Regions from separate parts of the Homo sapiens genome. Here region 1 is linked to region 2. A link is an interaction called in ENCODE POLR2A ChIA-PET data of the cell type or tissue named here. Cell type or tissue: Caco-2. All regions are shown on one strand. Links, peaks and the distances in the headings refer to the core of each region. The heading gives the core; the rest is flanking DNA.

Region 1 (4,400 bases), core at 173-4,172, 330 kb after region 2:
AATGTATGTTTCAAAAAGAGTCAGCCTAGCTGCTTTGCAGAGATGGAATAAGAGTAGCAAGAGTGGATCCAAAAAAACAATTCAGGGGACCACAATCTGTGGAATTGGGTGATGGACTGGGTAAGACGGAGTGAGGGAAAGGAAGAAAGATTCAAGGCTAACTCTACAAAATGTTGTGAAGTGATTAGCAGTGCTTTTTCCAATCTGAATTGAATTTTTCCCTATGGCATAGTGTGAGAGGAAAACAATGGATTTTATCTGTGCCTGGGAAAAGACGGGGCTTACAAAAATAAACAGTAGGATGACAGATCAAATGTTTCCCTTTTCCAAGAATGGAAAATTCCTTTTGAGAGCATTATATATTAAGCTCGTAGGTAGCTTTAATGTCTCCTTTCACATTTGTGGAAGCAGACTGACAGGATTATTCATCTCATGCCATAGTCTCTGAACTATAGGAGCATCTTACTTTTACCTTCTCATAGCATTTGTCACTTTCTGTCTTGTATTTTCATTATATAACAATGTTTCTTATCTCCCTTCTAAAACTGTAAGTTCCCTAGTGAAACATAATTTACCACAAAAATAAGAAATCCCAAAGACAATCTATGTACTCCAACCTAGGGATGTTGTAAGTAGGAAGGGGATTAGAGAAAAAATAGGCAGAAAATTATTTTCTTTTGGCTCATTAAACAAATGAGTTATCCTTAAAAAAGTGACACAGGAAAAGTTTTTTTTTTAAAGTACTTACGTATTTTATGTAAAAATGTTTAAAGCAGCAATCAAATATAATTAAAGAAAATAGTAAAAGGTTGGAAAATATTGCCTGCTGTAATTGGAAAGGCTACTAAGCAAGATTTGGAAGATCAAGGGCAAAAATGAATGGAAGATCAAGGGCAAAAATGAAAATACTTCCACTCTTTCATGTCACCACATCCTTAAACCGCACTGACAATGGCTAATTGAAGTTAACTAGAGCTCTACAGCAAACTCAGACCATAAATAATTTCTACCCTTAGCAAAAATCTATCTCCCCTCCCACCGCCCCCACAACAAACACCTCTACAGTCCAAGTATGTGCAACACTCTTAACTGTGTGTGGCAGAAGAATCTTAGTCCCTCCCTTCTTTGGGAGCTAAGCTTTCCATCTAAGAAAAAGCCAAGGCTGGGCATAGTGGCTCATGCCTATAATCTCAGCACTTTGGGAGGCTGAGGCAGGTGGACATGAGTTACTTAAAGCATATGTAGCTTGAGCCCAGGAGTTCAAGACCAACCTGTAGAGTGAGACCCCATCTCTACAAAAAAAAAAAAATTAGCTGGGGTCATGGCATATACCTGTAGTCCTAGCTACTTGGGAGGCTGAGGTGGGAGAATCGCTTGAGCCCGGGAGGTTGAGGTTGCAGTGGGCTGTGGTTGCACCATTGTACTCCAGCCTTGGTGACAGGGCAAGACACTGTCTCCAAAAAAAACGAAAAAAAAAAAGTCAAGAAAAAATCAGATACCTCAGTCCAGGTCCTAGCATAACTCATTAATTTAACATTCATTGGCCGGGCATGGTGGCTCACAGCCGTAATCCCAGCACTTTGGGAAGCCAAGGCGGGTAGATCACGAGGTCAGGAGTTCAAGACCAGCCTGGCCAAGATGGTAAAACCCCGTCTCTACTAAAAATACAAAAATTAGCCCGGTGCCGTAGCAGGCACCTGTAATCCCAGCTACTCAGGAGGCTGAGGCAGGAGAATCACTTGAACCCGGGGAGCAGAGGTTGCAGTGAGCCGAGATCATACCACTGCACTCCAGCCTGGGCAACAGAGTGAGACTCTGTCTCAAAAAAAAAAACAAAACAAACAACAACAACAACAACAAAAATTCATTAAGGCCTTGTATTGCTTGCAGTAGGTGAATATGTGGCACAATGGTGTCTTTCCACGCTAACTACTTTCTGATGGGGTCTGATAAGGTCCTAGACTCAAGCATGTTAAAACCAACCATGCATTCTTATAGGCTTCATAACAACCCAAAATGGTATTTCTTGCTCACAAAACTTCATTTGGGGATTTATTCAAATGACACCTTCTCAGTGAGGCCTTCTTCACCCTTTGAAAAACTGCAACCCTCACCCCTGACACTTTCTATCATCATTCTCTGCTTTATCTTTCCTTTATCACTCATCACAGGAGATATTACAATTATGTTGTTTACTGCCTGTCTCCCTGTCCACTGGATTGTCCTCCCAAATCTGTTCTTCCTTTCTTCCTGAACACCTCACTTTCCAACCAGAAACTACATTTCCCTGTCTCCCTTGTGGCTAGGGAGGGCCACATGACTAAGATTTCTCCAATGGCATGTGCGCAAAAGTAATATGTGAAAGTTTCTGTCACCTTCCTAAAGAAGCTTCTCCTGGACTCCCTTTCCTTCATGCTGGCTGGAACTTTAAAAATCAAATGCTGTGAAAGACAGAATTGACCAACACAGCCTGGAATGGTGGATGGCCTCATAGAAAAGAAGCTGCTGGCCGGGCACGGTGGCTCACACCTGTAATCCCAGCACTTTGGGAGGCTGAGCGGGGCACATCACGAGGTCAGGAGATCGAGACCATCCTGGCTAACACGGTGAAACCCCGTTTCTACTAAAAATACAAAAAATTAGCCGGGCATGGTGGTGGGTGCCTGTAGTCCCAGCTACTTGAGAGGCTAAGGCAGGAGAATCGCTTGAACCCAGGAGGCGGAGGTTACAGTGAGCCGAGATTGCGCCACTGCACTCCGGCCTGGGAGACAGAGCGACACTCTGTCTCAAAAAAAAAAGAAAAGAAAAAGAAAAGAGACTGCTTACCTTCTCTGGGTTGTTACACGCCAGAGAACCAAACGTCTATAATTTTTTGGCCACTGTATTTTGGAGCTCTTTGTTACATTATTTTACCCTGTACCCTAACAACAGCTTCCTACATTAGAATGTAGAGACAAAAAGGTCAGAGATTCCTGTCTGTTTTGCTCATCAGTCCATCCCTACCAAGTAGAACAGTGTCTGGCATGTGATAGGATACTCAATAAATATGTGTGAATGGATTAAATAGACAACTTTATTATCATCGCCCTCCCCATCTCCAGATCACCTTCATGGCTACCAGAAATTAGATTACAAAATCCAAATGCTCCCCAGAAGTTCCTATATCCCATTCACTGCCATCTTCCCCCGGTTCCACTGAGTGTGCCCTTCAGCCCCACTAGCCTCCTTTAAGCTTCTCCAATGTGCCTGACTCTTGCCCAACTCAGGGTCTTTGTGCAAGCTGGTTCCAGTAACTACTCCCAAACCCCTTTGCAGAAGTAGTCCTCATTCCTTCAGTTATCTGCTTAAATGTCATCTCCTCTGACAGAACTTTCATGTTACCCTATCAAAACATATCCTATTTCTGCTATCTCTGTATCCTATTCATTTTATTCATAACACTTATGAAAATGAGTAAATAAAAAATGTGTTGGGTTTTCCATTCTAAACTGGATTATAAGGTCCATCAGGACATGAACCACTTTTGTTTTTATTTACCACTTGGTCCCCATTGCCTAGCATATAGTGCCTAGCTGGTTATAAATAGGTAATAAAGGAGTAAACAAATGAACTTCACTAAAGATGTTGCATGTTTAAGTATGTTGGGGTGGATATGAGTTACTTAAAGCATATGTAGCTCTCCATAAATACAGTATTCAAATGTCCTTGACTACCTTCCTGACAATAACATAAGTTTCTATTTATGGGGCTATAAACCAATGCACAACCTGGCAGATTTTTTATTGCTTTCTTAGAAGGATTATCACTCCCTCTTTCCACTACTAGCTTTTAGTTGCTAATAAGCAGGTAGAATTTTAATGACTCCTATTGGTATGATGGACTAAGTAGCTTTTACTAGGATGTTTCCAATGCAGGCTCACATGGGGATATAATTTAAAATAAATGATTATTATACTTTAGGACCATGCCAACTGGCCTCCCAGGACCCAGGACTAAAGCTCCTCTGCTTTCTCAGGTCAAAGTTTCAGTTAATCAATTTGCTTCTAAATTATGTAACCTGAGATTGCTCTCTAAAACTGTATGGGCACCAGCCAAACTGGGCACATGGAACAATCTGGGGGTACTCAGTGACAGAGACTTTAAACCACACTGCTTTTGGGGTTTTTTTTATTTTGTTTTGTTTTGTTTTGAGACAGAGTTTCACTCTTATTGCCCAGGCTGGAGTGCAGTGGCGCGATCTTGGCTCACTGCAACCTCCACCTCCCAGGTTCAAGCAATTCTCCTACCTCAGCCTCCCGAGTGGCTGGGATTACAGGCACCTGCCACCACGCCTGGCTAATTTTTTTGTATTTTTAGTAAAGACGGGCTTCATCATGTTGGCCAGGCTGGTCTCAAACTCC
Region 2 (4,400 bases), core at 165-4,164:
TAGTTCTAATTTCCCTTGTACTTTCTTTGTCTCATGTATTGTATAGATGTGTATTCTTTAATATCAAAATACTTTGGATTTACTGATTTCTAAGATTACATCCTGAGACTATATGATTCCAATCTTTTGAAATTTATGAAGACTTGTTTTATGACACAGAAGGCAGCCTATCTTGGTGAATGTTCCATGTATACTTGAAAATAATGATGCATTCTGCAGTTGTTGGGTGTAGATTTTTAATAAATGTCAAATGGTTCAGGTTGTCAGTATACTAGATTTCGGATTACTAATTAAGTAATTCAATAATTATCTAAATAATTTAACAATTAGTGCAAAAAGCCTTTGAAAGATGACCCATATTAGAGTTATCAAACAAACAAATGAGAAGTGACTCCATTTGAGCAGTTCCCATGTGACCCAGCATTTCTATTAAGCCTCATTATCCCTAGATTTCATTTTATGTTACAAATAAAATTTGGAACCAAATAAGTTACACCTGGTGTGTTTAAACAGTCTACCATTACCTGGAATTCGAACAAACAAAAGACCAAAACTAGGATTTCAGAGGAAGTGTGTGCATGCAAGAATCATCTTATTTAACAATTCATTGATTTTCCTTTTCTGTGCTACCTTTTAACAGACAACTAAGTGTCACTTAGAGGAAAAAACTACAAGAAAACGGGTTTATATACAGAAATGTTACATACTATGGGTTAAGTTAATAGAAATGAACATCAGATTAGCTCCCAATGCTTCATACTACCTTCACACATAAGTCTTGGGTATAGACACAAGTGTGTTTGTGTATGTGTGTCTGTGTGTGTGTAGCAGAGACCTACCATAAAGAAATAACATGCTCCTAGGACAGTGTAGAACTACATACTAGTAAAGTATTCTTGGGCAGTAAGGCAGGTACCTTAAAAGCATATCCTCAGTATTTAATTCTGAAGGGTATCTTACAAAACACCATAGTATCTTCAATCTCTTTCAAGACTATCAACTTTATAGGGAAAAGTCTAATGTGCCTTTAAAATTTTCATTCATAAATTTAAAACTATTAAAGAAAAAAAATAAATTCTAGCTAACATAATGTGTTTGCTGCTTTATTTCTAACTGCAGAGAGGTCATTACTCTATGCCAATGTCCTCTTTGGTGAAGCTTTAACATTTTTAGTCTTCAAATTGTGTACAGTTTATTCATATTGTACCTGTAACTTTGGCATTCCGAAACCTATGGTCACCAATTAAAATATGTAAACTGTTTCCTAGAATCAGGCCTTCTTTTCTTCTGTTTAGATTTTTCACCAACCTAAATAATAAATGAATTAGTAGCCAACAATGGTAATACTAAGTGAATTAAAACAAATACATTACGTTGCAGCTCAAACTTTCACAAGGCTACTGCATGTGTTCAAAGACCTTCATGACACTGTGCATGAGTCCTTTAAGTAATCTACAAAGGACTTTGGTTATTAGAAAAAATTATTACTTTAATGATCCATCATTAACTTTTAATTCTCTGTGTACACTCTTCCACCTAAAGGGTTAGAGTACACAGTCAATGTAGCATTTCAGTTCAAGTTATTGACCCAATGAAGACAGAAATCTTACATTTAGAATATCCAAAAGAATTATGGAAGTTTCATTCAATCCGAACAATATTTTCTTCCTGCTTTGGGTTCTCTCCTACCTAAACAGTATATTTGGCAGAACCATCTTTACAACCAGTACTATATAAAGTCAAAGGCATAAGGGTAGAATGAGAAAGTCAATATTTGACCTGATAAACAGAAGTGTAGCTATGTTGTAAAGTAGTAAAGTGTGGTCTCTGGCACACAGTAGGCGTTCATTAAATATGTGGCTAATGAATGATTTAAATGACCAGATGGAATGTGATCTGTAGCCATTACAAAGCCCAGACGTATCAGCTAAAACATCTGAGCCAAAGGTAAACTACAAAAGAACATGCAGACTCATAGCATGTCATTCGTTCAAAGCATTTTTCACTCACCAAAGGTTAATGTTCCTTTCAGTGAGCTTTATAGGCAGTGCTGAAGCAATGAAAATGAAAGCCATCGCTGTGATATTTCTGCTTTTGGAGACTGTATAACAAAGATACAGATAAAGCAGAACATTTGATTAGCTATCTATGTGCCCCAGCTGGAGATCATCACAGGCTTTGCAAACACACCTACCATTGACCCTCAGCATTCCCATGGAGAAGCTGAATGACATCTCCATTTCTAATCAGGAGGTCTTCTGAGCCTCTCTTCCTGCAGTCTGCTAGGGATCTATATTTGCTTGGAGACTGTAAAGTTGTTTTAAAAAATTATATTACAAACTTGATTGCAAAACCACTTGCATAACTGCCTGCTCTGCAACATGAAGAATTAACTCTTTTCTTCACTGGTAAATGTGGTAGCTGCAGCAGCTTTGCAGGAACAGACAGACATGAAGCAGTATGTGATGGGGAACGAAAAAGGCAGAACAAGTTTATCTAACCTGAAGAATTAATTTTTATTTGAAAAAAAGAATTACAACATGAAATATACAGAAAATAGCAGAGCACAACTAATTTAAGTTACATTAATTATAAGCAGAAATCCAGAAAAAAAGTGTGAAAATATTAACTTTTAAATACGGCTTTTGTAAACTACTCTCATGAAAATTTTATCTGGGCACATACAGACAGTAGCCCTGAACAAAATTTACTCATGCCCCGAAAAGAATTTCTGGGCTTTGTATTGTTTCACACAAGTTAAAACAATGGGCACAAAAGCTGTGGTTTCAACAAAAGCATATTAAATCATAATGTTGTGCTTTACTTGACCTTAGCCATTTTGCAGCCGTAATTTTGACTTAATTCATTAATAAACTAAATAATCCAAGGCACACCGATTGCATTTGGTTACAAAGTAGAGAAGAAATAATTTTCAAGTCCAAAAGTATTCTGAGATGAGAATCTTTCAAGCACAATATCTGACACATTAAATACATGATTTTAAAAAGACAGCGTACCATAATTAAAAGCTTTATTAAATGAAAGAAAAGAAGTATGTGCTGTGGTTTCTTTGCGTGTCCATTAACCTGAAAACAACATCTGCATCATTTGAGCTCAATGTCTTTTGCGCAGTATTTTTCCAAATGAGCTGAGAAGCAGGCAGGAAAGAGCTACTTGCCATTTGACATAGTAGCTTCATCAATATAGGAGAGCCATCTCCGACACAGGTCTCTACAAGGGAAGCAGCACCCATTATTGCTCAGTTTACAACTTGACCAAGTGAAGCCAAAAGAGCAGGTCATTCCAGCTTCTTGTTTTGGCAGGGAAGAAGGGTGTATGGAATACATTGTGTTGCTCTTTTATATGTTTTCCTTAGTAGCACATCTCAGAGAATTATTGGACAAAGAGAGAGAAACTAATAGGTTTTTCTATATTCCCATCCTCTGTGATTAAAGCATTCTTCAATTTTGCATATTTACTTTATCTTCTGATACCATAGCTAGAAAAAAAAATGCCTACTTAAAACTGAGTTCTTTACAATGCCTTCATAGATCATCTACAGCAAACGGTTAAACACAAACTGGCTTCCTCTGACTTTTTGCTCGCATTTAACAACTACTACTATCCATTCCATCCCCAGCTAACATTAATTAAAGAAATTAAACTTCTTTTTATTATTAGTCTAAGCCTGAGATTCCCAAAGTGTGGGAGACAGACTGTTGTGGGTTCCTGAGACCCTTTCAAGGGGTCTGCAAGGTCAACCTACATTAAGACACTATTTGCCTTTTTCACTCTCATCCTCTCACAAGTACACAGTGGAGTTTTCTAGAGGATACTAGGTGTATGGTAGCACAACAAATTGAATGCAAAAGTGGATATGAGAATTCACCTTTTACTGAGCCAGAAGTTAAAGTGATTTACAAAAGTATTTCTTTTGTAAGTATTTAAGTATTTAAATCAGTCTTCTCACTGATTTTTATTTTGAAAAATGTAACTTTTTAAACAAAAATCTTATTGATATAAACTTACAATGGGTTTATTAATATTTTTAAACAATTATTACATTCAAAATTTTGTATTTCTTAGTTTTATCACATGGTAAATATCAATAGATGTAACCTATATACCATGGAATACTCTGCAGCCATAAAAAGAAATGCAATCATGTCCTTTGCAGCAAGGTGGATGCAGCTGGAAACCGTTATCCTAAGCAAATTAACGCAGGAACAGAAAACCAAATACCACGTGTTCTCACTTATAAGTGGGGGCTAAGCATTGGGTACACGTGGACACAAAGATGGGCACAATGAACACTGGGGACTACTAGAGGGAGGAAAGAGGGTTGGCAGAAGGGCTGAAAAACTACATGTTGGGTACTATGCTCACTACCTGGGTGACAG

The links. ChIA-PET counts read pairs that join two places held together with the same protein. Peaks named below come from ENCODE experiments on the same cell type or tissue, not always from the same donor. Only the 100,000 strongest peaks of a DNase experiment are listed, where the experiment ranks them.
Region 1: POLR2A ChIA-PET joins it to region 2 with 6 read pairs; 2 of 35 experiments call an interaction of 5 or more read pairs at or near these places.

What each region holds. Positions count from the first base shown.
Region 1 is chrX:139,904,960-139,909,359 of GRCh38, forward strand. All of the region lies in intron 1 of ATP11C (ATPase phospholipid transporting 11C (ATP11C blood group)), which reads right to left. Among named protein-coding and RNA genes, the nearest start is that of MIR505, 17 kb to the right of the region's middle. In Caco-2, for the core only: no CTCF peak of the experiment used is centred there; no DNase peak of the experiment used is centred there.
Region 2 is chrX:139,579,273-139,583,672 of GRCh38, forward strand. MCF2 (MCF.2 cell line derived transforming sequence) reads right to left here. Exons shown (of 29, transcript NM_001171876.2): 29 at 2,498-3,231. The coding sequence ends at 3,199. Among named protein-coding and RNA genes, the nearest start is that of F9, 51 kb to the left of the region's middle. In Caco-2, for the core only: no CTCF peak of the experiment used is centred there; a DNase peak (open chromatin) is centred at 2,169.